2 separate regions of the Homo sapiens genome follow, and region 2 is linked to region 1. The links are chromatin loops, found by intact Hi-C in ENCODE. Cell type or tissue: adrenal gland. All regions are shown on one strand. Each heading gives the region's core, and the rest is flanking DNA. Links, peaks and the distances in the headings are about the cores only.

The links. Hi-C counts contacts between places; a loop is a spot of excess contacts. Peaks named below come from ENCODE experiments on the same cell type or tissue, not always from the same donor. Only the 100,000 strongest peaks of a DNase experiment are listed, where the experiment ranks them.
Region 2: it touches region 1 in a loop (2.1-fold over the local background); 2 of 110 quality-filtered maps call a loop at or near these places.

Annotation. Positions count from the first base shown.
Region 1 is chr1:33,130,237-33,145,888 of GRCh38, forward strand. TRIM62 (tripartite motif containing 62) reads right to left here. Exons shown (of 5, transcript NM_018207.3): 5 at 15,163-15,652. It also overlaps a transcript of AZIN2 not described here and a transcript of ZNF362 not described here. Among named protein-coding and RNA genes, the nearest start is that of TRIM62, 44 kb to the right of the region's middle. RefSeq lists a silencer at 295-374 and enhancers at 9,690-10,289, 10,890-11,489. In adrenal gland, for the core only: a CTCF peak has its summit at 7,763 (motif pointing right); a DNase peak (open chromatin) is centred at 7,709.
Region 2 is chr1:33,265,819-33,281,470 of GRCh38, forward strand. ZNF362 (zinc finger protein 362) reads left to right here. Exons shown (of 9, transcript NM_152493.3): 2 at 4,669-4,794; 3 at 10,282-10,345; 4 at 10,530-10,776; 5 at 14,306-14,639. The coding sequence starts at 4,757. Among named protein-coding and RNA genes, the nearest start is that of ZNF362, 17 kb to the left of the region's middle. RefSeq lists an enhancer at 2,816-3,317. In adrenal gland, for the core only: no CTCF peak of the experiment used is centred there; no DNase peak of the experiment used is centred there; H3K27ac peaks cover 1,646 bases.

The DNA.
Region 1 (15,652 bases), core at 4,049-12,048:
TTTCACATCCCAGTATTCACACCCTGGTGTGATTTCCTCCCGTTGAGTATGGATGGAATTTATTGATTCCATTCTAATGAATAGAATATGTTAGAAGTGACGGGTTGTCATTTCTGAGATTCGATTACAAAAACTCCCTGTGGCTTCTGTTTTGGGCACCTTCTCTTGCTCTCTTGCTCACTTGCTCTTAGGGAACACAGCAGCCATCTTGTGAACTGCCCTGTGGGTAGGTCTATGTGTCAAAGAACAGATGACTAATCAACGGCTAGCAAGGACTTGAGGACTTCTAACAGCTGTGAGTGAGCTTGAAAGTAGATCCTCCCCCAGGCAAGCCTTAGAATGACTGCAGCCCCAGCCAACACCTGATTGCAGCCATGTGAGAGGCCCTAAGCCAGAGGACCCAGTTAAGCCATACCCAGGTTCTTGACCCTCAGAAAGGGAGATAAGTAATATTCGTGGTTTTAAGTTTTACCTAATTTTAAGGTAATTTGTTAGGCAGCAATAGATAACTAATACAGAGGGATTAGAAGCAAAGACAGAAGTAGAGAAATTAGGAGAGGGTGGTGGTTGTAGGCCATCTCTCTAATAATGAGAACCTGAATTGTGCAGTGGCTGTGCAGGTGAAGAGCAGAAGATGAATTTGAGATATGTCTGGAAAAAGAACAGAAGACATTTGGCAATGGAGTTGGATGTGGGAAGGAGGGATAAGGCAGAGGAGAGAGCAATGCCAGTGTTTGGTAATGTGAGGGATGGTATTTGCTAGAGCTGCCAGCATGCAGGTCACTGGGGATGAGTTTTAAAAGTGGCTCCTTGAGATTTCTGGCAACAACAAGATAGATCAACAAAGCAGACTCAAGGTTGGTCAAAGAAAACAGCCACTGTGAGCTGGGGAAGAAATAATGCAGAAAAATAGAATCAAGGAAGAGCTGGAGGGAATTCTCTTTCCTGAGTTTGATTTACTTGTCAAAGTGTATGGTATACCATTCTCCTCTTCATCTAGCCATTCTCTCCACAAATGTTTACTAAGTGCTTTCTCTGTGCTAGGCACTGGGGACAAACAAGTAAACACACAAGTCCCTGCCTTCATACTGTTCATAACTTGGTTGCAGAGAAACAGTAAGATTGAGGCTAGGACTTTTTAGCCACTCCTGCAGGGCTCTGAGGGTCTAAATCTGTGCTGTCTGTTATGTTAGCCACCGGCTTCCTGTGGCTATGAGACACTTGAAATGTGGCCAGTCCAAATTGAATGTGTTATAAGTGTAAAATACACCCTAGATTTCAAAGATGTAGTTCAAAAGAAAAGATTGTAAACGATTTCAATAATTTTTAAATATTGAATATTGATTTTAGTATTATCATTGGATAACATTTTGTATGTTTAAAAGAAATAAAATAAATAATTAAAATATATTAAATTAATTTCACACATTTCTTTTTAAATTAGTGAAATTAATTTAAATAATAGATTTTACTTATTTTGGCTATTAGAAAATTTAACAGCCAAAATATGGCTATTAGGAAATTTAAAATTATCTATTAAATATACCTCACATTATATTTATGTTGGACCTCACTGACTAAATCTGTATTCCCTACCAACTTTATCTCTCTCAGTGACTTTAATTTTAGTTAATGAAAGGTTTGTTTTTTTTTCATTGAAAGTAACAGAAACCTTGAGGGGAAATGAAAATTAAATGTTAGGGGAATTGATTGCAAGGGCCTTCTGAATCAAGGCATGGTTGATTGAGCAGTCTGGGCAAGGAGCAGGCTCGAGGGGCCTTCGCAGCAGAGCTTCACAGGCATTAATGTGACCGGGCTCCATTTTTGAATTTGACATCCCACATTCCAATTTCTGAGAAGACAGACTCTGATCAGCTCAGTTTAAATCAGGGTGTATCTACTCTGGATCCAGCTGCTACGGCTATGGGAAGAACGCACTGTGAGCTGCCTACTGCTTTTTTCCCACCCTTACCCTCCAGCCACTATGTTCCCTAAAAGGCAGCGTGAGCTCTCCAGTCTCTAGGGGTCAGCAAACCTTTTCTGTCAAGGGCCAGATAGTCAATACTTCTTTTGCTTTGTAATTCTTAGTGTTTCTTTTGCAACTACTTCATTCTGCCCTGCAGAGCAAAAGCTGCCAGAGACAATACATAAGTGATTGGACATGGCTGTGTTTCAGTGAAACTTCATTTCCAAAACCAAGAGGTGGGCCATAGTTTGTCAACCCCTAAACTGTACTTTCTGTTCCCTCTGCCTGGACTATCCTTTCACTCCTTCCTTCCAGCAAGTGCCTAGTCATCCTTCTGGTCTCAGTTCAGATGCCACTTCTTGGAGGCTCCCCCTAACCTTCCTCTCCTGACTGGTTAGTTGCTCCTTCTCTATGCTCCCACAGACCCCTGTATCCCATACATGCACTTCTCATACTCTGTTGTCATTGTTCTTTTCTAACCACTGGCTTACTAATTCTGGGTCTCATTTGTTATAAACTCACCACCTGGCACTCCTGGCACATGGCACGCACTTGAGTGTCATTGGATGAGTGGAAGAAACCATGAACCTTGTGGTTGACACATAGTCAGACTAGATGTCCTGAGATCTTGGGTAGTGATGAGAATTCTGGGCTTTTAAAATTAGCGGCATGAGAGGCACCTCCTGTAACTCCAATACTTCAGAAAAGCATGGGGGAATGTTTTAAGATGGGAGAAGTGGAAAATTCTAAGGGCTGCAAGCCCTGGATAATGTGATAAGCCACACCTCAGCTGGGGTGAAACCAGGAGTGCACTCCTTGGAGGAGGCTTTGTGCTCCTTGGTAAGGTTCCCTGCGGAGGCCCCATCAGGCCCAGTGGGTCAGGAGAGAGACACTGTGGGGTCGAGGGCAGCCTTGGCCCATAGTCACTTACAGTTACAGTTACAGGGCAGCAGAATGGACCTTCCTTGACCCAAGGGCTTGGTGAGTAACATTCAACAGATCCTGGACAAGGGCAACGGAGGCTGTGAGGCCAAAGACAGTGCTCATGGCCTCTGCGAGGCTTTATCCAGCTAAGCACATTGTCCCTGTCGCCTCAAGAGAGGAAGGAGAGTTTCTCTTTTTAATGTCACTCTTAAATGTCACACCTTTGGGCAATACAGATCTGATAGGGCCTTTCCTGGGTGTTTTGCACAATAAGACCAAGAGTAAAAGAGCAGTGGATCTTCCCTGTCATCGTGGACCTTGAATGGCTTACCTGGGCCCCTCATGGGGATGGTGGGCTGGGGCAGGTGACCTGGGACCACCGGCGGCACGTTTTCCATTTATACAGCTGATGACCAGCAGAGTGGATGAGGAGAGCAGGGCCGGGATGGTGATCACTGCAGCTTGCAAGCCACCCATGCCTGGCCAAAGGGATGGGGCATCAGGGCACTGCAGCTTGTAAGCCACCCACGTCTGGCCAAAGAGATGGGGTGTTAGGGCAAGGGCAGTGGACTGCTCCCCCAGGGCAGGCTGTGCTTCTGGCCCTCAGCAGCCTTGGCCCACACAACACTGGGCTCCCACGACACGGAGGAGGCATGGTGCAGAGAAAAAGCAGGCTGAGAGGCAAAGATTGAGTGACCTTGGGCAAGTGGCCAATTGTTCTTCCCCTAGTGTTTGGCACTTAGAAGGTGCTGGGTACTTGCTTGTGGACCCAAAGGGAGAGATGTGATCCTAATACCACCAGATGCTTTACATGCCTTATCTTACTCAACCTGGCGAGCTGCCTCTGCTGTTACCACTTACCAGCTGGTGAAGCTGTGATGCCAAGGCTGGCTTCTCTGAGGCTAAAACGTTTATAAGGGGCAGAGGCAGGATTTGAACCCAGATCCGCATGTTGCCAGGCCTTCATGCTATCCATGTGCTTCCCCACAAGCATGCTCTGAACACTTACCGTGGGCCAGGCATGTGGCCCAGCCCCGTAAGACACCACCTGGCACGTGGCAGTCCCTCAATAAATTTTAGCTGTCATTAGGCATTACTGTTATTTCGACTCATTTGATCCTCACAGCAACCCAGCAAGGGTAGGTATTTTTGTTCCTATTTTCCAGATGGGAAATCTGAGGCTATCGTGGTGAAGTGTCTGGCCTAAGGTCCACAGCTGGTTAAGTGGCAGGGCCAAGAATTAAGTGCAGGTGGACTCTTTTCCCATGTTAGCTAAGGCGCTTAGGTAGCAGAGGAATCCAATAATACTGCCTCTGTTTATTTAGTTGAAGAATGGGAAGGAGTCATTGGAAAAGGAGTAAATGGAGGGCCTTTAAAGGACTATCCTATGGAAAGGAGGGGGTCAGAAGACAGAGCTAGGACCACCAGAGACACAAGGGGACCCATGGAAAGAAAGACCTCCTAATCCGGTAGTAGGATGGGCTGCTGCACAGATAGTGAGCTCCCTGGCACCAGACATGTTTACGCAGGGAAGCTGTGGCATGGGAGACTGCAGGAATTTTCTCTTGGTGCTAGGAGTACATGCGGGTCTCTGGGTTCTTGGCCCACAGCAGCTGCCAGCTTGCTGCGCCTGCCCTCTCTGGGACTCTGAGAAATAGGGGAGCGAGGATGAGTTGTCAGCTCTGAAACAGTCCTGTGCTCCCAGGAGAAATCCCTGGCTCCTCATTTCTTCCGTCTTCTACTTCCTCTTCCATCCCACCCCTGGCCTCAGCCTCACCAGCCTTGCTGCTTTCCCGCTGGGTTCCCTCCCTGCCTCCAGCTGTGTTTCACTCCACATAAATATGACCACCCTCCTTCCCTGATTAAAACCATTCATGGATCTGGGCGCCGTGGCTCATGCCTATAATCCCAGCACTTTGGGAGCCGATGTGGGTGGATCACCTGAGTCAGGAGTTTTAAGACCAGCCTGGCCAACATGGTGAAACCCCGTCTCTACTAAAAATACAAAAAAAATTTAGCCGGGCATGGTGGCACGTGCCTGTAATCCCAGCTATTTGGGAGGCTGAGACAGGAGAATCACTTGAACCTTGAAGCGAGGTTGCAGTGAGCTGAGATGGCGCCACTGCACTCCTGCCTGGGTGACAGAGCAAGACTCTCTCAAAAACAAACAAACAAACAAACAAACCAAACAAAAACAACCCAGGTCCGCATGCTGCCAGGCCTTCACGCTATTCATGTGCTTCCCCACAAGCAAGCTCTGAACACTTACCATGAGCCAGACATGTGGCCCACCCCAGTAAGAGACCACCTGGCACGTGGCAGTCCCTCAATAAATTCTAGCTGTCGTTAGGCATTACTATTATTTCGACTCATTTCATTCTCACAGCAACCCAGCAAGGCTTCTCTGTTGCCCTCAGGATGGCCCACAGCCCATTGCTTTGCCCTTGGTCTCACATTGGATCCTCAGCCACACAGCCTCATTGCCAGCCTCCTGTCCCTCAAACATGCTGTTCCTCCTTCCTGGACAACTTTGCCCAGCACTTACTCAGCATGCAGGTCTCAGCTTCAGCAGAACCTCCTCCAGGAGGAACCTCTTCTCTTGAGTTCCTGAGAGCCTCTCTTGTTCTCCTGAGTCCTCAACCTATGTGCTATCTTTGCCTGGTCACCATCAGCTCTTTGATATAGACCTGGGATGCGGCTGTTGTTGCCTATCTCAGTGCCTAGCAAGCTGTAGGAATTGTTGGGTAAGCGATTGAATGAGGGAGTGAGGGAGTGAAGAGCACAGTGAGGGGTCCCCAGGCCCAGCCCTCCCTCCCCACCCTGCCGGTAATGTATTTCTTTCTTTGGGACTTGCCCAAAGCCAATACTTGTCTGGACTGAGCTGGGGAAGGTGGACCCAAGCTTGTCTGAGCAAACATGGCCTTCTCTTCTTGACTGCCCCCATCCCTGTTCAGTTCTGGGCATTTGACTCCAGCCCAGGGGCCAGCCCTTCCTTCCTTCCTTCCTTCCTTCCTTCCTTCCTTCCTTCCTTCCTTCCTTCCTTCCTTCCCTCCCTCTCTCCCTCCCTCCATTCTCCCTTTCTCCCTTCCTTCCCTCCTTTCTTTCTCTTTCTTTTCCTTTCTCTCTTTCTTTTTCTTTCTCTCTTTCTTTCTCTCTTCCTTTCCTTTCTTTCTTTTTCTTTCTTTCTTTCTTTTTCTTTCTTTCCTTCCTTCCTTCCTTCTTTCTCTCTCTCTCTGTCTTTCTTTCTTTCTTCCTTTCTTTCTTGATAGTGCCTCGCCATCACCCAGGCTGGAGTGCAGTGGCACAATCTTGGCTCACTGCAATCTCTGCCTCCCAGGCTCAAGCAATTCTCATGCCTCAGCCTACCGAGTAGCTGGGACTACAGGTGCATGCCACCACACCTAGCTAATTTTTTGTATTTTTAGTAGAGACAGGGTTTCGCCATGTTGGGCAGGCTGGTCTTGAACTCCTGGCCTCAAGTGATCCTCCTGCTTCAGCCTCCCAAAGTGCTGGGATTACAGGCCTGAGCCACTGCGCCTGGCCCCAGGGGCTGTTTCCGGTTCCCCAACAACTGTCTATGAAAATCAGCCAGGCCGGGCACGGTGGCTCACGCCCGTAATCCCAGCACTTTGGGAGGCCGAGGCAGGTGGATCAGAGGTCAGGAGTCCGAGACCAGCCTGGCCAATATGGTGAAACCCTGTCTCTACTAAAAATACAAAAATTAGCTGGGCGTGGTGGTGCGTGCTTGTAGTCCCAGCTGCTTGGGAGGCTGAGACAGGATAATTGCTTGAACCCAGGAGGCAGAGGTTGCAGTGAGCTGAGATCACATCACTGCACTCCAGCCTGGGCGACAGAGCAAGACTCAGTCTCCAAAAAAAAAAAAAGAAAAGAAAATCAGCCAGTGCTTGTTGGGAGTGGGGGAGTGACGGTTGGCCAGGAGACACAGAGCCTGGGTTCACCCAGCTGTGCCATGAACTTGCTATGTGACCCTGAGGAAAACATCTCTTCTGTTTGGCCTCAGTTTCCTTAACTGTAGCAAGGGAAGAATGATCCCTACACCCATCACAGGGTAGTATGGGGACTGGAGGCTAATAAGGAGCACAGGTTTGGGAGTCACACAGCCCTGGGTTCAAATGTGAGCTCTGCCACGTAAGCAGAAAGTCATCTTAACTCTCTGGACCTTGTGTTCTTATCAGTAAAAAGAGGATAAAAATGGTATCTCCTCTTATGCTTGTTGTGAGGATTAAATGAGAGGACAGCCCATAATAATTATTATGTTAATGATATTTCAAACCAGACCTGGTCTATAATTGGATTCAACTAATCATGAGGCGTACAGGGACTTTGAGAGAAAACAGAGCATTTGAAAACATGGATTCCAGTTGGGTTTTAGAGTTTCAGAGCTGGGAAGGTGGCTTAGAAACCACCTGGCTATATTTCCCCTTGTATAATTGGTAAGAAGACTGAGATCCCCAGAGGGGGGATCTTGCCCAACATCACACTTAACCACACTATTTGGCTAGTAAATTCCTTGGGCAGAGTATGGGCTTGGGCTGGGAAGCTGGGTATTTGCTTTGGGAACCAGAAAACTTTCAAGTGGCTCAGCACCCTCCTTGGCCCACCTCTGATACCTACCTGCCCCTGTCCCTTCCTCAGTCTCATCATTCTGAGGGAAAGCTGGCCACGGTACAAGGGCAAGAGGCACTGTCGCTTGCCCAACTTGAGTCCAGAGGGCTTCCCTTGCCTCACAGTCAGGACCACCCAGGCCCCCACCTCCATCCTCCCCACCTTGGGTCTTGGGTTGGCAGCAGAGCCGAGGAGCTGAGGGTCCAGGGAGGTGGCAGGGGAAAGGGGTGGGCTTCTACTTACTGCACCGGTAGGTGGCGCCGGAGAAGTTGCAGGGGGACTGCATAACCATCAGTGGGGTGCTGGGATTTCAGCTCAGGGGAGGTGGAGGAGGCAAGTGCTCAGGGACTTCTCAGGGCATTTTATTCCTGAAAGGGAGCCAGTAGGCAGAGGTTACACCCTGGAGCAAGAGCGTTCTGGGCATCTGCTGCGGCAGGTTCCCTACTCAGAATGGGGGTTAGGAAAAGTAGGCTTCTAAGGTGGCCCTGAGGTCACACAGCATACTAAACTGATGCTGTAGACTAACATGGAATAACAATCTTTTATTAAGTGGAAAAAAACAGGTTATGGAACAATAGGCAAAGTGGTTTGATTTACGTAGAATAGACTCACGTAGAAAAAAGGCTGGTCTAGGTGCAGTGGTTCATGCCTGTAATCCCAACACTTTAAGAAGCTGAGTGGAGAGGTTGCTTGAGACCAGGAGTTCAAGATGAGCCTAGGCAACATAGCGAGACCCTGTCTCTGCAAAATTTCTTTTTAAATTAGCACGCCCAATAATAGTCCTAGCTAGTTGGGAGGCTGAGGCACTGTGATCGTGCCACTGCATTCCAGTCTGGGTGACAGAGCGAGATCCTGTCTCAACAACAACAACAACAAAAAAAAAAAAAAAAAAAGAAAAGGAAAGAAAGACTGTAAACCTTATCCTCAAAATGCTAGCAGCAGTTATCTCTGGACAGTGGCTGATGGATGATTTTTTTCCTTTGTGTCTTGTGTATTTTCCAAATTTTCCATAATGAGCATGTTACAAGAAAATAAAACGACCCAGGAAAGCAACACATTTTAAATGAGAAAATCTTTTGACCAATAATTTCATTTGTAGGAGCCTGAGGAGCCCGAGGTCCAGGGAGGTGGCAGGGGAAAGGGTTGGGCTTCTACTTACACCACAGAACACATAGAAAGATGGACAGTATGTGAAAGATGATCATATTTGTGTAAAAGAAAATGACATTTGTTTATGTGTAAGCAAAAATGCCTGCAAGACTCGCACTGACTGTTAATAGCTGCTGACTTCTGGGACTGGGGAAGAAGGAGAATGAGAATTTCTACTGTGTTTATTTTCATTTTTTAAAATGAGCACAAGTTATGTTATAATTTGTTAAAAAAGCAAACAAATAACTTTCCTAGTCTCTGCCTCTTTTCCCTGGCTCTCCCTGCACAAAATCTAGGTGTCGGGGGAATGATCAGTGAGGGTCGCTCTGGGGGCTCAGCATCATCAGGGAGGGGTTATCTCTGGTCTGTAAGTTCCCTCCCATCTTGGAGATGGGGTAGTTTCAAAATTACAGCTTGACATTAGCTACTTTTCAGCCAGAAAACATTTTCTGACATTCTCTCTGCACCCAGCATGCAAAACCATAGGACAGGATCCCCATCTTGAGATGCTCATGCCTAGTGGCAGTGGGAGACCCAGAGTCCTTCTTGGAAAGCCCAGGGTCAGTGAATCTCCTGGACCTGGATGACTGACACAGCCTGCCTTGAGTGGGACATGAAGGATGAGTAAGATTTCAACAGTAAGGAAAAGGAGGGCATTAGGTAGGGGGAAGAGTACTCCAAAAGCAGATTCATTAAGGCCAAAAATATGCTTATCATTCTCCACGTGGGATCATAAAGGTCCACATGTCTGATTCTAACATTATATGCATAGGTTGTTTTCCTCCTGCAGAGGAAGCCCCTGCAAACAGAAAGGCTGTGGTGCGTGGCCATTAGCCTGTATTGGGCTGCTGGTGGGGAGGGCTGAGTGCTGAGGATGGGGGCAAGAGTGGGACAGATCAGCTGGAAAGACAGGAGCCACCAGCAGCTGCTGTAGAGCTGCCATATGGTGTCATGAGAAGTCCCCTATCTCTTTCTATCCTCCCCATAATCTTTCCTCTGCTGCTTGTCAGGGTTTCTAAGATCCCACCATCAGCTACTCTTCCGGGAGTGGTTCCTATTATAAATGTGCATAGGTTGTAGACAGGGAGACATCTTAAACAGTAAGCCAGTTAACCTGAGGAACACCGGAGGGTAAATTTTGATGGAGGAATGAAAGAAGTGGGGAAGGACTTTCCAGGAGTGTGGCAGAGGGGGGTCCCTAAGAGGAAAGAGGGGAGAGAGGGGTACCAATGGACAAACTCCAGGAAGCTGCCTCAGGCTAGAACCTTTGCCTGTCCCTCTTGTTCAGCCGATGAGGAACAGGGATGCTTACGGTGGCGATGAAGGAGCTGTCCAGGGTCATTGGTGAGTCAGAGACGGAGCTGGGGTTTACCCAGGTCTCGACTCACAGCCCCACCCTGGTGAGAGGCACAAACCTCCAGCCTGTCTGCTTTTTTTGGTGACCTTTCAGGTCCCATATCTGCTTCTCCCTTCTCCCAGTGGCAAGAACAGTGCTGCTGGGCCCCAGGACCTCGCTTCTGATTGGCAGATCTGGCAGCTTGGTCAGGGAGGGCCTTTGACCTGCGGTATGTGGTAAGCAGAGGAAGCAGGCACAGGGGCTCAGCCTGCAGGGAGTGAGGGGGCAAGAGCCTCTTTTCTGGGGAAAAAGACTTCAAAACATTCAAACCACCTGATATCCCAGGGCTTTCTCTAGTGCCATGAAATCAGGGAACCCCCTTGGGCCATCAGTCCCAATGCTTTCACTTACCTGGGACTCCCTGCAGCTCCAGCAGCTGCCTGGGCTGGGCTTTGTCCTTGCTGTGGCTGGTGCTAGCTCTGAACTCTGTTGCCAGCAAAGGAGGACCAGGTGTGGGCAGGTATGAAGTGGCTCTGCCCTGGAGGTCCAGGCCAGCTCTCTCTTCTCCTTGGAGAGGACAACAGAGGAAGGCACCCAGCTCCTGGTGCCTGGGGTTGTTGGAACCCTCCTCTCTCCCCTTCTCCTTCTGCTCAGGCTCCAGGTTCCCAGGGGGTAGGAGGAGACACCAGAATCCACAAGAGGGAGACTGAAGTTTGCATGAAAAGAGCCGATGGCTGGGAGTCAGGAGACTTGGATCTGGCCCTGACTGTGCCCTGCAGGCTGCTGTCTTTGCATCTGTGTCTCAGTTTTCTTCTATGTAAATGGCAGGGCTGAGATCAGGGGTCTCTCATCAGCCATGTTGGGGCCCGTGATGCTGACTGGCATGCACACCCCAGGGAGGACTTCCTGATTTGATCACCCTTTTGCCCCCTCCTTCTCCTCTCGGAGGAGCTGCAGCCCCCAACTCTGATAGGCCCTCTTGTACCCCCGCAGACCTTCTTAGATGTGGGACCCTTCTCCTCTGAGCACCTCCCTCCTAAGCTCTGGCCCTGTCCCTTCCAGCCTGGCCTGTGTTCCTTTTCTTTGCCTGGGCTGGGGCCCTCTCAGTTAGTCAATCTCCCTCCCCTATGTGCTGACTGGGAACCAGGACACTTGAGTACTCATCTCAGCTCCACCATATGCTGTGTGATGTGGAGCTAGAAACTAACCCTCTCTGGGCTTCAGGTTAGACTGGAGGATCACTCAGACCCTTCCAGCATTCAGATTCGATCACATCTAGTCTCACAGTTTTGGGAAGCTCACCAGGACCTGAAGCTTTGTGCCTCTGATGCCAGCTTCCTGAAAGCCCTTCCCCAGCCCTTATCATGACATCAGGGTAGGAAGTCCCTGGGTCTCTGGTCCACAGTGTCAACCCTTCCCCCTCTTCATCTAATTTCAAGGGAGGGGGGAGCATTTTGTAATAGAAATATGATAGAACTGTTGAAATTTTTAAAGCAGATAGAAAACTGTTCTGATAGGTTGATAGGTGCAGCAAACCACCATAGCACACATTTACCTATGTAACAAACCTGCACGTCCTGCACATGTATCCTGGAACTTAAAAAAAAATAGAAAACTGTACTATTTTGTATTTAGGTTTAAAAATATATTCTTTTCATCAAGATAGAAAATAAAACAAAGAAAAATGAACACATTTCAAAATAAAAGTACTTCCCCCCTCCCCTCTCCTACTTTTTTTTGGAGGCTGTGCCTCCCTTTTGTGGTTCAGGATTATAGGAAGATTGTGTAGAATCTTTGGTGTCCCAGAGTAAGGGGAAATAACCGTGTCCTGATGGGCAGTGATAATTCAACACCTTTGTTAGTACTCCACCTTCCTCTCCCACCTCCCACCTCCCTCCTAGCCCTCTGTATTTAAGCCTGTGATACCGGGCCTTTGCAACTGACCTTGTGGTGATGTGCTTTGGGGTGGTGAACAGAGCTGGGACCCAGGCAGGAGGGGAGGAGACAGAGTGCTGCCCAGGTGTGAGCAGTCAGCCTCTCGAGATGGCCTCCCTGGCAGGAGGGAAGGCCCCATCCCCAGAACCCTTGAGCTGAGTTCTGTGCTGCCAAGAGAATGTATCTCTGTTGTTTTCTGTCCCTGCTGCCACCCCAGAGAGAAGGAGCCAGAGCTAATGGCCTTATTAGGTGCTGAGCAGGGCAAGCCGTGGGACCTAACGTTAGACTTACAGAATCCTGGACCATCAGAGCTCAGGCCCTGGCAATTAATCAACTAGAATAGATACCTAACCCTTCCCCAATAGAGATGGGGAAACTGAGGACCAGGGAAGGAGAGAGACTTGCTCAGGGTCACATGGGGCCTTTCTAACTCCACCTCTGACCCTGGGAGAAGCTTGGCTCACAATTGAGACTTGACTTACAATTGCACAATTCCGCAGTGGCGTGGAGCCTGGTTTAACCTCCCACTTTAAATCCCAGGGAGATCACAGTCCTGGTGGCTGCTGCCTGTCACTGGAGCCATCATCAAAGTTGAGAAGCATTTCCAGAGAGGTCCAGTAAAGAGACATCTGGCTTTAGCTTTGGATGGACCGGGTTTGATTTCCAGCTCTGCCGAGTACTGGCTGTGGGTCCTCTGGGAAGTGACGTTTCCCTGCTCAAACACTGAGATAATGATACCAACCACAGGGGCGTGTCTCGATGGTTAGATAAGGTGTAAAAAGGACCAGTACTTTGCTTGCTGACTACAAATGGGGGCTCCAAATGGGGTTACTGCCATTCTATCATTTTTATCTGTCCTGGGTAAGGGCTTTGTTGATCCCTCCTTCCTTCCCAAGCCTGGCCTTTGTCCCCTCTCTTCACTTAATGTGTTAAATGTGGGGTTCATGATATCAGCCTGACAACCCCAGATTCTTTCCTTCAGGAATTCTCTGGACGTGTATCAAATATATCTCTTGGAGACACCCCCATTTCCAGGAGTCCCCAGTTGATAATGCAAATTTGGCCTCTATAGTTACTTCCACACACGTGGAAACTGTGAGTAAAGCCTGGGAAGTGGCCAGCATTTCTTGGAGCTGCTGCTGAGGCTGAGTGGGGAGAAGGTGGAATGCGCCATGGAGGGGGTGCTCCGACCCCAGAGGGAGAAGGCTGAGCAAAGACAGATCCACTGAGCCAAAATGAGAGGGCGTGGTTTTAGAGCAGTCACAGGGATCTGAGAGGATGGGGGAGGGCTTGGGATACTCTAGTCTCAGAATCACCCCAGTCACTTCCCTGTGAACTGGGCTGCTCTCCATCAGACAATCAGAGACCTCTCCACCCACCCCTGCCAACAGCCCCTCTCCCATCCTCGTTCTCATTCCTCTTCCTAGAAACCCAGGCGAGTCAATGACTGGGGTGGTTCCCTCTCCCCAGCTCCAGGCTGTAGATGAAGATCCACCTGTGGCCTGCAGCCTAACCTCCCTCATTCTGTGGGTGAGGAGGCCAAGAATGGCTTAGGGTGAAAATGACTTAACAGAAAGCCAACACCAGTCCTGGGCTCCCAGGGGTGCTGTACTCCCTTGCACACTGCAGAGAGCACCCAGTGGCCTGGGAGACACAGTAGCAAATGGAAGAAGCTACTTCCCTCATTTCTGTTTGCCAGCATAATTTCACAAGCCTCTGACTCTGTGACCATGTGCGGCTCTGTGGAGGGATACTTTGGAGACAAGACAGAATAGTGGGCATGGCCCCCATGTCTCTTGCCTGAGTCACTACGTTCCTTAAAAGATAAATAAACCTAGTCCTTGCCTTTTCCTGTACAGAAGATAGTGTCTGATGGCATTCATGATTATGCCTCTGTAATCTATAGCCCAGACACACTCTTACATGCAAACGTTGATATATGATTCCGCTTTAATGTTACTTCTTTTTTTTTTTTTTTTTTTTGAGACGGAGTTTCGCTCTTTGCCCAGGCTGGAGTGCAATGGCGCGATCTCCAGCTCACCGCAACCTCCGCCTCCCGGGTTCAAGAGATTCTCCTGCCTCAGCCTCCCGAGCAGCTGGGATTACAGGCATGTGCCACCACACCCGGCTAATTTTGTATTTTTTAGTAGAGACGGGGTTTCTCCACGTTGGTCAGGGCGGTTTTGAACTCCCAACCTCAGGTGATCCGCCTGCCTTGGCCTCCCAAAGTGTTGGGATTACAGGCATGAGCCACTGCGCCCGGTGGCTTTAATGTTACTTCTGAGCAAGTGTGATGTGATTTTGCGTGTACTAAACCTCCACCACCTGTATATAAGCAGTGGGCTAAAATACTGTCCTGGGCCCGACTGATAGAACCTCTCTAAAGGGCCGCTGCTGGGCTCTAGGCCTGTCTATAGTACTCAGTAAGACTTCTAAGTAAAGTGAACTTTAATTCTTTAAAAGCTTGATATTTCTTCTTTAGTCGACAGTCTTTTCCACTTAAGTGTGCACAGCCTGTGTGTCCACATGCAGAGCCTGTCCTAACTCCCAGCCAGGATGCTTCCTCATCAGTCAGAGGTGGGATGGACCTCAGGATGGTCCTGGTCTAGGTGGTTCCATACCCGTCACAGCCCATAAGGAGAAAGACAGACTTCTTGGGTCAGAGCCAGCCCAGAGGTTCAGGAAACCCATACAGCTCCAGGCACTGACTCTGGGAGGCAGCTGGGGGGATAGGGTAGGGCCTCCTTAAGTGCACTGCACTTTACAGCTTACCAATAAATTATGTGAAATTGGTATCCTCATCTTCCATGTGGGAAAACTGAGTCCCAGAGAGGGTGGTCATTTTTCTAAAGTCACACAGTGATGGAGCCTGGATTTGAGCTGAGGTCTGTGTGGTTCCCGAGACCAGGCTCTTGCCACTGCCCCATGAGCTGCCTGCTGCCTGCTCCCAAGACTACCACCACCTCTCCTCCAGGTAAAGACTGACAGCCTTCCCTGGCTGGTAAGTTTTTGGACAGGTTTGTGGTGTGGCACTTGCCAGCATGGGATATGGGACCCCAGGTAAGTCTTGGCTTCTCTCTGAACCTCAATTTTCCTCCTCTGTAAAATGAGCATAATACCATTTACCCAGCCGGGCTGCTTTGTGGATTAGCTATGCTCATGTGTGTGCACTGCCTGGGACAGAGCTGGGTGGGCCTGTGTGTTTGTCAAAATGAATGGAACTGGCTACTGACATCTGTAACTTTAATTTAATACAAATTGATCATAACTCATAAAATGGGCAACATTTTAAATAAAAATACTGCTGGGGTGGCCCAGATTCTGGTAGTTGAAGGGTTGGGGTAGGGCTGACAATTCCTTTTGCCCAAGGGAGGCCCGGGTGGCGGGGGCAGCCATTTTAAGAACCCCCTGTGTTTAGCTCTTCCGGCTACTTTGGGATGGTGTGTTGTGTCAGAGACCCCAAGTGCAGAATCTAGGCCCCAGGACTAGAAAGAAAAGTCAAGGCCGGGGAGACATTTAGGCTCAGTCTTGCAGCCCACTCCTCCAGTTCCCACCTCTGGGCAGGGATAGAGCCAAGGGGCAGGACAACCCTAGATGTGGACTCCACCCTCTCCCGAGTTCTTCACGATTGGATGCTGTGGCAGAAAAACGCAGGTGGGGCTTGCTCCACCCACCCTAACTTCCTTCTAGGGAAATGACATTTCCCAGACTCCCTT
Region 2 (15,652 bases), core at 4,614-12,613, 140 kb after region 1:
TTTCACCGGAGCACCTTAGCCTGCAACTCTGGTCCTTTATGAACGGCTCCAGCCACCCCACCCTTCTTCCCTTGTGAATTCCTGCACTATACCCCTGACCCACGTGATGCTGTGTGCTTTCCTGCCTCGGGGCCTTTGCACATGCAGTTCTTTCCACCTGCCATACTCTCCTTTGGCATCTCCCTCTTGCAATTTCCCCTTCCCCCATCAGTAAGTCCCACCTTCCTGAAGTCTGTTCTTCCCACAGTGAGATGAGTTCACCCTCCTGAGAATGCTGCCACTACCCTCCCTTCCCTCCCAGCCTGACTGCAGCAGTAGCTGTTGCCCCTCTCTGGGGGCAGGGATTATGTTTGAGAAACCTTTGCTCTCCCAGGGAGTTAACAGTTTTCCAGCTTCTGCACATGCTGCCCTTCTGCCGCAGTGGCTCTCCTGGCAAACTCGTCTGTCTTCACGGCTCACATGGAAAGACCCCTCCTCATCAATTCCCTCAGTGAACATCTGTTGAGTACCCAGTGTATACTAGGCACTTGAGGCCCTACTGCATGGCTGGCGCTGGGCTCTGGGGCTGCAGCAGTGACGGCTGATGGGGAGACAGGCCTAAAGCATATTTAGGTGCATGGTATTAATACAAAGGTGGGGTAGGGAGAAGGCAGGGGACCATGGGAGTGTATAACAGGGTAGCCCAATTCCTATGTGGGAAACGTCAAAAGTGACCTTTAAGTTGAGACAGGAGGGAAGACCTGGGTGAGCTGTGGGGCTATGTTGGGGTAGGGGTTGTAACTAAGAACCAGACCAAGCCCTGCTTTTGGGGAGCCCACAGCCTACATGGGGGACTGGACAAATAACCAGATAACCAGACAGTTCCTCAAGGTGGTGCCAGCTGAGCAGAGTTTTGAGGGCAGGGTTCCAGCTGGGTGGTATGGCTCCCAGATGGAGGGGCTCAGCCTGTGCAAAGCCATGGCACATCAGATCACCTTGTTCTGGGGGCCCTGATGCTGGAGGGATGCTGCCAAGGAGCACACCTGGTGAGATGAGTGTGGCCAGGGGACCTTCTTGGCGAAAACCCGAGCATCAGACTGTGGAGTTTGAACTATACCCCAAAAGTGATGGGAATCCAAGAAGGATTTTAAGCGGTAGACTTAGCGCCCTGGGAAGGCTCTCCTTCGGCTTGGTCCTCCCCGCTGGGGCCCCTGGATGGGACCAGGAGTCCCTTCCTGACTGCTCTCCTGGCTGGGGTCATGGGTGGGGCTGGAGGCTTTTGCTGTGGGACTTTGAGCAGGCCCCTGTCCCTCCCTGAGCCCCACTCTCCTGGGTAAACTTGCAGGGCCTTAGGCTGGGGTTTGGGGTGTCTTGCTTTGTCAAAGGTTGCTTAACTTTTGGTTTTATTAAAAATATTCCCTTAAAAAGTCACATAAGAATACTCTTCCAGGCCTATCGCCCCATCAGCTGTGACATGGAGAAAAATGAGAAAACAGGGATATGAAATAAGTAAAAACCCACCTCATCTCTGCCCCTGCTCCAAGCCGGAAGCATCACCACTGTTAGCATTTTGGTGTTTTCTTCCCCTCTTTTCTCTCAGCACCCAGTTTTTATATAGATGTCCTTGCTCCATCTATACATGCAGTTTTTAAAAATCTTCCCATTTCCCCCCTGACTATTGTTGTATCACAAGTATTTTTTTAAATGACTGCAGAGTGGTTTCAATCCTTCCTTTTAATGGATCCAGTGTCAGGGTGGAGAGTATGGGCTTTAGGGCCTGATTGTCTGGATTCAAATCCTACACTTAACTGCTTGACTTTAGGCAAATTTCCTGATCTCTTTGTGCCTTCAGTTCCTGACAGGCCAATGTGAGTGTTAAATGAGTCATTACAAGGCCAGTAACATTAGCTGTTATTAACGACCATAGACTATGACACCAGGTAACATGACTTAAACAGAACCTGTTTAAAATTTCGGCTGTTCCAGGTTTTTGCTGCTGTAAAAAACCACTGACGCAAACAGCTTTGTACATATAACTTTTTCTATATTTTTCTAGGGATGGATGACCAAGAATGGGATCACTAGGCCAGGAAGTTTGGACATTTTTAGAGCTCTTGACAAATTCATGCCAGATTTATTTCAGAAATGATTGTTACAGTTTACACTCCCACCAATAATACATGAGCGTGCCAATTTCACCATACCCTCACCAGTATTGGGTGTTAGCATTTTCTTATTTCTTTTTCCTATTTTGACAGGTTAAACTCATTGAATTTTCACTGCTATGGAAGCAGAACCATTTTCTGTGTTTATTAGCTGTTAACATCCTTTTTGGGTTGGCTCGTCTTTAGAGAACACACATAGCCCCTTCTTGGGTCAATTAGGAAGACAGGACTTGGGTCAATTAGGAAGACAGGACTTAGACACAGGAAATAGTAAACAGTGTTAACACAGAGGACAGCACAGTGCCAGAGTGGGTGGAGGGGACTTGGAGGAGGGGGAGGGGGCTTCCTTCCATCCAGGCCACAGCCCTTTCAGTTCCCCCCACCTGATTATTAAGTAAGTAATTAATCCAAACTTTTATCAGGTACTGTGCAGGGCTTAAAAGATAAATGATTCAGCCATGATCCCTCCCCATCAGAGTGCTTGTCTGGCAGCAGAGATGGATGAGCAAACAGACAGAACATGGGGTGAGAGGGGTTCTGATGATGGAAAGGCAGGGTACAAAGGGAGCAGAGAGGAGAGCACACAGTGTAGCTCAGGCATGGAGGCAGAGCAGTCCCCGATTGCTTCCAGGAAGAGGTGGCCTGTAAGCTGGGGCCTGAGGGATGCATTGGAATTCACTAGTGAAATGGGGAGGGCAGAGAGCACCAGGGAGAGGATGCAGCCTGTGGAAGGTGAGAAGGGAAGCAGAACCCTGGGGGAACTGTGAGATGTTCAGTCTGGCTGGGCAGTGCAAAGTAGAACAGCCAGAGAGATTGGCAGGGGCCGCACATGTAAGGCTTAAGCAATCCAGAAATTGTCTGGAGGGAAGTAGGGAGCTATGGAGGGTCCTAGGAAGGGCAGGGTTATGATCTTTTATTTTATTAAAATCACAGTGACTGCAGTAATGGAGTGGAGGATGAGGGTGGAGTGGGGGAACCTGTGAGCAGGCTCTTACAACAGCTGAGGCCAGAGCTGAAGGGGGCCTGGATCAGGGCAGGGGAGGTGGTGCAGACCCTCTTCTCTCCCCACCCTGTAGGATCCTAATCAGCTTCATGGTACAGATTGAATGCCACCTCTTCCGGATAGCCCTTCCTGACACCCACCCTCCAAGTTGTGCTTTGAGGCTGAGGCTGTGCAGGGCCTGGCATGCAACAGTCAACTGCCTGCCCACCAGCAGCTGACCCTGACCTCCCCCTGCCCCATGCCTCTGGACCCTCCATCTGTTCCCCGCACTGGGCTACCAACTACTTTCTTTCATTTTTTAAGAATAAATTTATTGTTTTCATTAAGCAGCTGAACAGCATTACAGAGAATTTGGAAATCAGAGAAACAAAGACAAAGACCAAGATTGGCCCCAGCTGCCTCCTGCCTTGCTCCCAGCCTCCCTCTGGGTGTGGCTCCCTGAAGCTTTCTTTTTCTGACGCAGGTTTTTATTTTTGCCTCCTTTGTAATCATAGTGTCCGGATAGTTTTGGGTCCTGCTCTCTCGCATTTGCTTTGTGAAGAGCTAGTTCCCATGTGACCATGGGGTCTGGGCAACTGTCTTCTTTTTAAAGACAGGTTCTCACTCTGTCACCCAGGCTGGAGTGTAGTGGTGTGATCATGGCTCACTGCAGCCTCAAACTCCTGGGCTCAAGCGATTCTCCTGCCTCAGCCTCTCAAAGTGCTGAGATTACAGGCATGAACCATGCCCAGCCCAGTCAAATCTCACTTTTTAATGTCTGTGGGTTGGGCTGGGGCGGGGGTTGGGGGATGGCCGTAAGTTGCTTTACTGAACCCTTCTGCCTTGCAGTGGGTAAGTCTTGTGACATTCCTCCCTGGGCTGCCTGTCCTCTTTCTGTCCATTTGTCTAGGTCTGAAAGTCTCCAGGTGGCAGGGCCTGGCACCTGATGTACACCTTCCTCAGTACCCCCTCCCTCAGTTCCCCTCTCTGGAGCTTGCTGGGCTGGCCTCAGAGACACCCTTCTGGGACGGAGTGATAAACAGACCCGGTTTCAAGTTCAGACTCAGCTCTGTGACCTAAGGCAACTTGCTTAACCTCTCTGGACCTCAGTTTCCTCATCTGTACAACAGGTTTATTGTGAGAGTAAAATAATGGCTGTAAATATCTTGACACAGTTCCCAGTCCATTGGAAGTGGCCACCTTGGGCTAGAGGCTGGCAGAAATGAATGAGCACCAACCCTACTTGTGAAGAGTTTGAAGTCTGGTGGGGAGGACACCCGGGAAAATATAACTGCACTGGAGTGCAGTTGGCCCTGTAGTGCTGGGCCAGTGCTGGGCATCCTAACTCCATCACTTACTAGCTGTGTGATTTGGGGCAAGTTGGTCAATCTCTCTGTGCTGCACGTGCATCTCAGAGTCATTGGGAAGATTCAGTGACATGAATCATGACATATTCAACACATAGATGTTGAAATCAATGGTAGCTGGCACTTTACTATTATTATTATTGTTATTATTGTTATTGTTATTCCCATATACAAGGTGCTGTTGGGAACACAGAGGAAGTGACTGGCTGGGGGTTCAGGGAAAGCTCCGTAGAAGAGGGAACACTTGAGCTGGGTCTTGAAGGATGAGTAGAAGTTCACCAAGTGGGAAAGGACACTCTAGGTAAGGAGCCTGTGATTCCAGGTTGCACTCTGTCAATGAGGGTTTGTTCTTTGGGGGATTAAAGCATTGTGTTCGTCCCACCTTCCCTGAGTGCCCCCGCTGCTACCCTCTGGGTCTGCCCTGGGGGAGGTGTGTGCTTACCCTCCTGTAGCGGCCTCCTGTGTCGTGGTGGCTGTGGGTTCCTCCTCACGGCAGCTGCTGGGTCCCCATCAGTCCACATTTGGGGCCACAGGTCTGTATCTGTCATTTGTGTCTGGGTTTGGTGCTGTCTGTCCGCATGTTCCTGTGGCTGTGTTTGTCAGCATTGGTATGCAGTGGGCCTCCTGGGCTCCACTGTGGGGGTCACCTTGCATGCTTCCTTGGCCTCCAGCTTCAGGCCTCTTTGGCCGCTCTCCTCCCTGGCCCAGGCGCAGCCCCTGCCTCTCTGCTCTGCTCCCCAGGGGCCTCCCACTGCCTCTTCTCCTGTCCTTTCTAGTCCCCTCTACATTGGGCACTCAGAGGGGCCTTTCTCAACCACAGATTCTGTCCCATCACCCACTGCTTCAAGTCTAGCCTTCAGGCCTAGGAGTCAGGGAGCAGCCTTTAAGGTCTGGCCCCAGCTGCTGGCTCCAGCCTCATCTCCCATCTGCCAGGCAACACCGAACGCTCGTGGCTCCCCTCACACTGTTGGGCTCCTCGCCTGGGGGGCCTTTGCTCAAGCTGTTGCTTCTGCTGGGAATGCTCCCACTTCTTCTCTGCCTGGCTAACTCCCACTCATCCTTTAAGACCCAAGGCAGGCATCACCTCCCCTGGGAAGTCCTCCCTGATCCTCTCCAGGCTGGGTCAGGTCCCTGGCTCTGGGCTGCTAATCCCTTACATGGGGGGCAGGAGCAAGTGCCTTGCCCAAGATCACACAGCTGGTGAGTTGGAGTAAAGATTGGAACCCGGGTATGTTGGGCTGCAAACAGAGCGGGCTGTTCCACAGTCCTGGTGAGGCGACAGTGGCTGGGACTGTTGGAGAAGAGTGGGTGGGCTTGAGAGAGATTTTGGAACTGGAATCCTGAGGACATGGCTGAGATGGGTGTGAGGTGAGTGGGGAGGGAGGGCGAGTGTGGTAGATCACTTTGTGTCTGCAGGAGCATCTGGGCAGATGTGTGGTAGATCACTGTGTGTCTGCAGGAGCATCTGGGCAGATGTGCGGTAGATCACTGTGTGTCTGCAGGAGCATCTGGGCAGATGGGGATGTCCCGCTGTGAGCTGGGGGTGACCAGACCAGGTGCATGGCATAGGGGAAGACTAAGTCCAGCTCAGGCCTGCAGAGTCTGAGCAGCCCAGGAGTCGGCCAAAGGGACTGTCAGGGAGAGGCCTGGCTGGAGGTGGGGACTTCGGGCTTGGCTGGTATTTAGATTCTAAAGTGGTTGGGCCACCCAGGGAACTGAGGCTGGTGGGAGAGAGGGGGCTCCCGCTCTGTCCTGAGGAGCTGAATTGGTGGGGAAGAGAGGCTAGGGACTGTAAAGGAGGCTGAGAAAGTGAGGAGCCAGGTGTCATGGTACACAGGCCTTCTCCAAGGGGCCAGGTGGCAGGGAGGCCATGGAGGACAGGACTGGAAGGTGGGCCATAAGCTTTGACCTCAGGGAGGCCACGGTGGTGTGTGGTTGGCCTTATAGGTGAGAGTTCTTTGCAGAAGCTTATGGCTCACTTGTCTGCTTCCTTCACTTAGCTTGGGGCTCGGGGAGGGCAGAGTTCTTTCCAGTTGGCTCAGGTTCCCCAGCGCTGGTCCCAGTTTGGCCCAGAGGATTTGTCCAATATGAATGGATGGACAGATTGATAGATGGGCCAGCTGCCATCAGCAGGCCGTTTTCTGGAAGGGGCGTTTCGTTCATCCGCCCATCCACTGTTTTTCACCTTTTAGAATAAGAGAAACAAAATGACATTTGCTCCCCTGTAAGGATCAGCCCTGTGTCTTGGGGCTCACAGTAGAGAGTCTTGGCTTTTGTCGTGCTTGAGGCCTGGCCACCAGCGTGTTTCCTCTGCCCATTCTGGTATGCACACTCAACCCCCGGGTGGCTGTTCTGTCTCCACCCCCTGCCCTCACCAGGTCCTCAGATAGTCCCCTCTGCTTCACTGCTCCCCTGGCCCAGCATGCTTCCTGCCACCTTCTCACCACCAGCATTCCAACCCAACATCTTAGCATGGCATTCAGTGCCCTGTGTCTCCCCACCTCCCTGGTCTGCAGCTCTCTTTGGTGTCTTTGGGTGCTGTTCACTGTCCCAAGCCTGCCTTGTGCTTTCACATCTCCACACCTTTGCTGAAGCTGTGACCTCTTCCAGGAATGTCCTTCTGCCTTGTCCCTCTGTCCTGAACACACTTCTGGCCATGTCTCTTTCTGGCTTCAAGCCCCTCCCTTAGACAAGGTCTGAGTGGCTTGGCCTGGCCCTGGCTGTCTTACCCCTTCACCTCTCACCAGGGCCCACCCTCTTGTACAGGTCCCAGGGCTGCACAGGGGATACCCACCTCAAAGGCATGTTGGGAGTCTCACATGAGATGCTGTTGATGAGCACCTAGCAGTGTGTCTGACACGCAGGAAGAGCTCAGGAAATGTTTGGCCCCTGCCCTGCCTTCCCTGTGCCTGTCACACAGTAGGTAGATACCAGGACTAGGGTCACTGACTGAATCATTAAATTACTTAGAACCAGCCAGAAAATGATGCAGAGAAATCAGGCAAAGGTGGTGTGGATCAGATTAAGTGATCTGGGGCCCATCTAGGGTGAAGGGTGGCCCCTGCCTGACCAGGGGTCTGATAAGTGGCAGGATGTTCTATCCCAGCTGTGGTACCCTGGGCAAGACCCCCTCTTCCCATAGCCTCCTGATCAGGGTAGTGGCTCTGAACTTGGCATTGAACTGAACTGAAGAGGAGGAAAAGACGGATCTCCCAGAACTGTCTGAGAAGCAGCGAGGTGCAGTGGGCAGAGTCCTGGGCCAGGGCAGGAGTGAGGCAGGGTAGCCTGTTTCACCCCATTTTACAGAGGAGGAAACCTGAGGCTTAGAGAGCTAGCACCCAGCATCACATCACAGTGCTGCTTCCTGTTTCTCATGCATGTGGCCTGAGCAAGGTGCCTCCCTCCTGGTGCCCTTGTTTCTTCCTCCGTGAAATCAGGGTGAAAATTCTTCCTTGCTTGCCATCCTCCTGAGGTTCTGATGAGAATGCCAGTGGGCACAGAAGAGCTTTGTAAACTGTGAGCAGTGCTAGATAATTGTATGGGATTGTCTTTAAAGTCATTCTGATTATTATTACTTCATTTATTCATTCCATTATGCAACTCACATTATTGATAACCTCTGGGCCTGGGTGCTGGGGATACCCAGATGAACAGGACAGGTGTATCCAATTCTCAAGCTCCCTGCCCCCAGCCGTGGAGCCTCCTTACCCTGGCTTTACATCTCGGTCCCCTCCACATTTCCCCCTGTGGACAGTAGCAGGGTTGGGACAGGTCCTGAGACTGCTGTGTGAGCGGGTGCTCACCTGTGGGGTCGCAGCCGTGTCATCCTAAGGTAGGGTTTATTCACAAGCCTGTGGTCAGGATGCGTCATTCCCCTGAATACGTAAGGGACTGATGAGCTGGACTTCAGAGTCAGGCAGATTAGAGTGGGAATCTCAGCTCTCTGCTTACTTGCTGTGTGACCTTGAACAAGTCACTCCACCTCTCTGAATTCAGTTTCCTGAGCTATAAAATGGGAATGATAAGAGTACCTACCTGCCTTTCAGTGTCATTGTGCCTGGCACAAGAGAGGCACTTGGTAACTTGCAGCCTCCTCACCATAATTATTGTTTCGAGTTTGTTCTGGGAAAGGATATGTCCCAGGGGTCTGGAGCATTCAGGGAGAACTCCAGGCAGGAAGTACTTCTTGTGTTGGGCTGTAAGGGATTGGTGGGCAGAGGGAAGAGCATCTTGGTGCCTGTGGATGGAGGAGCAGGGGGGCTGATAGAGGGCAGGAGCTGCCCCAGCCACCTGAGGAGGGTGCTCTGACCCAAACTGGCCCTCAGGCTGGGAGTGAGGGGTAAGGACATTTGCATATAGATATTGAGCCATTTGCATATGGGCATTTGCTCTTCCAAAGACTAGGGTTTGCAAAGCAAATTCCCCAGAGGAACCAGCTTGAGCAAATCTGATTTCTAGTTTTGACTGTGGCACCTTCGCTTTGTGGCCTTGGACAGGTCTCCTCCTTCCCCTCTCTCTGAGCCTCAGTTTCTTCACTGATAAAATGGTATAATAATACCTCTTGTGCCTACTTTCAAGTAAAGATCACAAGAGATAATTCATCTAAAATTTCTTTCTTAAAATATTGAGATTAGATTGTGTCCTTATTGAGGGTTTTCTCCCGAAGCCCTATAGCTACCATTCCAATAGGGGTTTCTCAAGCTCATAGAATCAGGAAAAGAGGTTGAAAGCACTTCATTTTGGTCTTTCCTGTCAAAATAAACAATTTCATTTAAGCAATAATACCAGTTAGGCAAGTGATTTCTGTAAGAGAGAGATACGAGAAACTTGACAGGGAGCAAGACTTAATGGAAACCCTCTGTGAGGCATGGTCCCTGTAAGTCACTTCTTGACTTACTCTAGGGTAGCAGGAAGACAAACCTTCTGGAAGACTGAGATAGCCCTGAAGGCCCATCCTTCATACTGCCCTGGTTGAAAAGGCCTTCTAACCGCACAGGCCTGCCATGGAACTTGCCAGAGGTGAGGGCCACCAGACAGTTTGTCACACACTTTTACCAAAGAGCCGCAGACTGCCCTAGCTTCAGCCTCTTCAGCCCCCTCCATAACCACAGCATTCTCATCCACGTCGTTGTAGGTCAGATGTTGCACGTGACATTGAACAACCACACGTGGCCTGTTTCTTGAAGATAACTTTCCAGAAGTACAATTTCTTGAGTCAAAGGGCAATAATCATTTGGGTCACTGTAAATTGTCCTGCCAAACTGCCCCTCAGAAAGGCTATATCTGGTGACCTCATGTTGCCCCCTGATTTTGAGAAGGATGTCCGTACTCAAGGGGTCAGGGGGCAGAAGAGCAGGGATCAGGGATGGGCATTTACAAATTTGCTGCAGTCCTCCCCAGTTTGTCTCTGGACTTGGGGGGCCTTCTGTATGGAACCTACGGGGTTGGCACAGCAGCCTGGGGCCCTCCTGGGGGATGGAGATTGGTTGGCCAGCACTGGGGTGATAGGGGTGGGAGCTGGTTGAGAGTACTCTGGTCTGGATGTGACCTTTGCCCTATGGGGCCCACTAAGGGGGGGTGGTGGGGGTGTCACTGAATTCCAGGTTTTTCAGCCTGGAGATGTGGCTTCCTGGCCTGGTGGGAGGCCTGCTGTGCTGTGAGGCTGGGGGACCCACGGGGACATGGATCCCAGACACTGGCCCTGACTTGAGTGGGCGCAGCTGAGGGGTGCTCGCCCCAGGCCTTGGGGAGGGCTCTCTTCCCGGTGACAGTCGCTCTCTTCCCGCAGGATGGCCGAGCCTCGATTTAACAACCCCTACTTCTGGCCCCCTCCTCCCACCATGCCCAGCCAGGTAAGACTGACGTCGCCCCTCCGGCTGCCCTACCCTCCTTGGCGCTGCTTCGCTTCCCCTGGGTTTTGGCTGTGGCCTGCGGGGAGCGGGGTGAGGAGCGAGGGGCTCGCGGGTGGACCAGCGGGCCTGGGCAAGGGGCGGGAGGTGGTCCAGACCTCCTCAGCCCGTCCTCTTCTTCCCGCAGCTGGACAACCTGGTTCTGATTAACAAGATCAAGGAGCAGCTGATGGCCGAGAAGATCAGGCCGCCTCACCTGCCGCCCACGTCGGCCTCGTCGCAGCAGCCGTTGCTAGTGCCGCCGGCACCCGCCGAGAGCAGCCAGGCCGTCATGTCGCTGCCCAAGCTGCAGCAGGTGCCGGGGCTGCATCCACAGGCGGTGCCGCAGCCCGACGTGGCGCTGCACGCACGGCCGGCCACCAGCACCGTCACAGGTAGGCCGAGCGGGCGGGGCCGGCGGGGCCGGTGAGGACTGGGCAGGAGGGGGCGGGCGTAGCGGGGGACTTGGTGAGGATGGGACCCGGCTAGGTAAGAGCAGGGCGGGCAGGGCCTAGGGGTAGGGCATAAAGCTTGGAGTGGCGGGGTTGGCCACGACGAGCCACAGCACCGGACTTCCAACGACCCAGTACTGGAAGGACCCTTCTCCCCCCAGTGGACACGACAGGAGCCGGTCACTGCCCCATGGGGCTCACCAGGAAAGTTAGGTTCACATAGAGAACTTTGGAAATCACGAGATTCTTTGGGAATCCAGAGAACGACCCTGACCAGATTTAGGGGGTAAGAGAAGACTTCCTTGGAGGAGCCAAAAGGCGAGGAAAGGTTGGCAGCAAACCAGGGAAATGGGACAGGAAGAGGGAACCGCACAGGCGGAGGGAGTATGTGTGTAGGAAGCAAGAGTAGGACAGACCGTCTGGGGTGGGGAGGCCCGGAAGATGGTGGTGATGACAGCTAGCTCCAGTCGAGCGCCTGTGTCTGTTCACCAGTGTTCATTGTACTCCCAGCAGCCTGTGAGGTGTGTGCTGTTGGTATTAGGTGGAACACTGGACCGTTTTGACTTAGAAAAACAGCAGTTTCATGCAGTTCACCTTAATGTCTCTATTCAACAGATGAGGAAACTGAGGCAGAGAAAGGTAAAGCCACGTGCAACCACGGTTTACAGCTAGTAAGAGGCAGAGGCCGGCAGTGTGGCTCCAGAGCCTGTATCTTCACTCTGTTTTGATGCTGAGTTCTGCTGAGGCTTCGAGGAAGCAGGGACCAGATTAAAAAGGGCCCTGTAGGCCACACAGTGGTTTGGACTTGACCCTTGGGCAGTGGGGAACCACTGAAGGTTTTTAAGTAGGGGAGGAAACACTCAGATACGGGTTGAGAAAACCGAGTCTGGCTGCTAGGTGGAGACCCGGTTGTCAGGGGGTAAGCATGGAAGCAGGGAGACCTTCAGGAGTGTGGTGGCCTGGGCAATGCCGTGGTAGTGGGAATGGAGAGAAGTGGACAGATATGAGATACATTGTGGGAGAAGAGAGGACAGGATGTAGGAGCATGAGGGGAGGGAGGAGGTGAGGGAGACTCCCAGGGCACCGCCCTTGTGATGGAATCCCCGGAGAAAGAACAGGGTTGGGGAAAGATGTGAGCTCAGTCTTGGATAGGTTGAGGCTGGGGTGCCAGGCGGACATCCTGGGATAATGTCAAGGGGCTGGAGCCACCGGAGGCCTCCTCGGAGCTTGGTGGATAGGCTTTCTTGGGAGACCTCAGTGGTTGGGCCTTTGTTCCTCCCCTGTCGCCCCTGCTGCTAGGCAGGTGCTTCTGCCTCTCTCCTTCTCTCCTGCATTTTCCCAGAGTGACCCAAGAATTACAGGGCCTGGTAAACCTCTCCAGGCCCCAGCCGCACTCTGTATGTCCCCTGTTATTATGATTTTATTAAATTTATTTTTTCCATTATAAAAGTAATATTAAAAAGTAATATAAGCATATTAAGGGAAATTTGGAAAAAAGAGAAACTAGCAACAAAAAAATCATTCATAATCCCCAGCTCCCAACTGAGCAGCTCAGAGAGGCTGTTGGTCCATTTCCTTCCTTTGCCATATTTTTGGCTTTTCAATGTTCATGTGTGTTTTGCTGAGCTTGTGGTAGGGCTGTACCCATGATTTTAACTTGCTTTTCCTACTCACCATTCTGTCATAAACATATATGTTCCACTTTTTATTATAAAGGTAATACATAGTCATTATAGAAAATTTGGAAATTGCCGATAAGCTGAAAGGAGAAAAAATAGCCTTAATCCTACTATTGTTAAGAATTTTCATATGTTTATAATTTATTTTATTTTGTCCTTTAATCACAGATGTTAAAAATGGATAAATTCACCAGGTAAAAGATTCAAATAATACAGAATCAGATAGACAAAGTATGAAAATCTCCTTTTACCAAAAAATTATTCTCTTTCCCTAGAGAGAACCACAATTAGCAGTTTGATGTGTCTCCTCTCAGATCTATTCCTGTGCGTTTACATGCACATATATCTTGTCCAAACTACGTATGTAGTTTGAGTGTGTGTTCTTTAAAATAGATGGCCTCGTATGTCTGTGATTTGCTTTTTTCACCTGACAGCTCATTTCGACCTTCTCTCTGTGTCACTGTATCACATCGATCTTGTTTTAGTGGCTGTGCAGTTCTCCCTAATGAGAGTGGACCACAGCTCTTTACAAAGCTCATGCTGAGGACAAACAGGTTGTGTCCAATTTTGTCTGATCACAATTTTGTATGGATATGTACACACATCTTTGTGCTCATGTGGGAATATTTCTTTATTGTAAATTTCTAGAAGTAGAATTGCTTGGCCAAAAGTTGTATACATTAAAATTTATTTAAATTAATTATTTTTTTTAAGAGTAGGGTCTTGTTCTGTTACCCAGGCTGGAGTGCAGTGGTGTGATCATGGCTCACTGAAGCCTCGACCTCTGGGGCTCAAGTGATCCTCCCACCCCAGCCTCCCTAGTAGCTGGGACTACAGGCACACGCCACCACACCCAGCTAATTTTTGTAATTTTTGTAGAGACAGGGTTTTGCCACGTTGCCCAGGCTGGTCTTCAGCTTCTGGGCTCAAGTGATACTCCTACCTCAGCTTCCTAAAGTGCTGGGATTACAAGCGTGAGCCGCCGTGCTTGGCCATGTTTAAATTTTAATGGCTGTTGCCAGACTACCCTTCATTAACATTAAGGCTTCATTAAGGCTTTGCAAATGTACACTCCCACCACCAGTGTATGATATAAAACATTCTCCTGCCAACTTGACATTATCTTTTTCAATGCACAAATTTTTAGTTTTTTTTTTTTTAAAAAAACATAGAACCACACAATAGGTACCATTTTCATGATTTTGTTTGCTTCAGTTGATATTATGTTTCTAGTCCTATCATTTTTAAAAGAATAACTTTTATTACAGAAGTTTTTAAAACGCTCATTGTCAAAGAATCAAGCACAGTTAAGCCTCTTTTTTTTTTTTTATTACTCCTGATCTACTATCCATATCACATTTTGGCACGTTCTTTCCTACTTATTTTTTTGTGTGCATACATACGTAGTTTGCTTAAACAAACATAACCTCCTTTTCAATGGGCAGTTCAGTAGAGGCAATTAATTGCTGTTTACCGAATCCTTCCCTAATGTTGCATATTTCAGTTGCCTCTAAAATTTTGCTGTTATAAATAAGACGGCAGTGAACTTCTTTGTGCCTCAGTATTTTTCTATAGTTTGAATTTTTCCAAAGTGCCCCTGTTATCTAACTCAATTTAATCTTAAGGTGTCTAAGGCATCTTACACATGCACAAGGTCTCATTTAGTTACCCCTGGGTAATAACTTATGAACGTTAAGGGGATGCTCGCCTGCCAAAATCACATAGCTGGGTGGGCAGCTGAGCTGGCCTCTGCAGCTCCGCTCACCCCTGCCCCCACCCACCTGTCTTCGCAGGTCTGGGGCTGTCCACCCGGACCCCGTCTGTGAGCACTTCTGAGTCAAGCGCGGGCGCGGGCACGGGCACGGGTACCAGCACCCCGTCCACACCCACCACCACCAGCCAGAGCCGCCTCATCGCCTCGTCCCCCACCCTCATCTCAGGGATCACCAGCCCCCCTCTCCTGGACTCCATCAAGACAATCCAGGGCCACGGCCTGCTTGGCCCCCCCAAGTCCGAACGCGGCCGCAAAAAGATCAAGGCGGAGAACCCGGGGGGTCCGCCTGTCCTTGTAGTCCCCTATCCCATCCTGGCCTCGGGCGAGACTGCCAAGGAGGGCAAGACGTACAGGTGGGGGTCTTGGCGGGATGGGGTCCGAGTGGGCTTGGGGCTGGGGCTTGAGCCAGGGCTGCTCCAGGAGCCCAGCAGCGGGGCTGAAACAGGACCCTTAGGGCTGAGGGGCAGGGCTAGGGTCCAGAGGGGCGGGGCCTTCTGGAGAGCCCCACCCACATCCCAAGTCCCAGTTCGGGGAGGGCTGCTGGGGAGGGGAATAGAGGCTTGGACCCTTAGGTGTGGTCTGTGGCTGGCAGCCACCCCCACAGCCTGGGGTTGTGAGAGTCGGTTTCCTCCTCCCTTTAAGCAGTGTTCTCAACCCTGGCCACCTTAGAATCACCTGAAGAGGCCGTGCACAATGGCTCATCCCTGTAATCCCAGCGCTTTGGGAGGCCAAGGCGGGTGGATCACCTGCGGTCAGGAGTTTGAGACCAGCCTGGCCAGCATGGTGAAACCTCGTCTCTACAAAAAATACAAAAGTTAGCCGGGCATGGTGGTGCGCCCCTGTAATCCTAGCTACTCAGGAGGCTGAGGCAAGAGAATAACTCGAACTTGGGAGGCAGAGGCTGCAGTGAGCCGAGGTCGGGCCACTGCACTCCAACCTGGGTGACAGGGTGAGACTCTGTCTCAAACAACAACAACAACAACAACAACAATTTTAAAGAATCACCTGAAGAGCTTTCAGAAAATGCGGATGCCAGGGCTGCATCTCCAGGAATTCTGAGTTAATTTTCTGAGGATGGAAAGTATGGAGGGTGGGGCAGGCGTTGGTATTTCTTAGACGCTCCCCAGATGATTCTAATGAGCAGCCTGGTTGAGAACTACTTCACGTGGTAGCGCCTCCTGCCCAGAACCGTGGGATATAGCCCTGGGCAAACCCTCACCAGGATCAGGCCTGTCTTCCCTATGAGGTGTAACCTATGCTCCAGGCTCTGTAATGTTCCCCCAGGCAAGAGCTTCCTCCTCCAGATTTAAGGGTGCCCAGGCTGGGAGACTGTCCCCTGTCTTTCCCAGGTGGTCCTGTGCTTCTT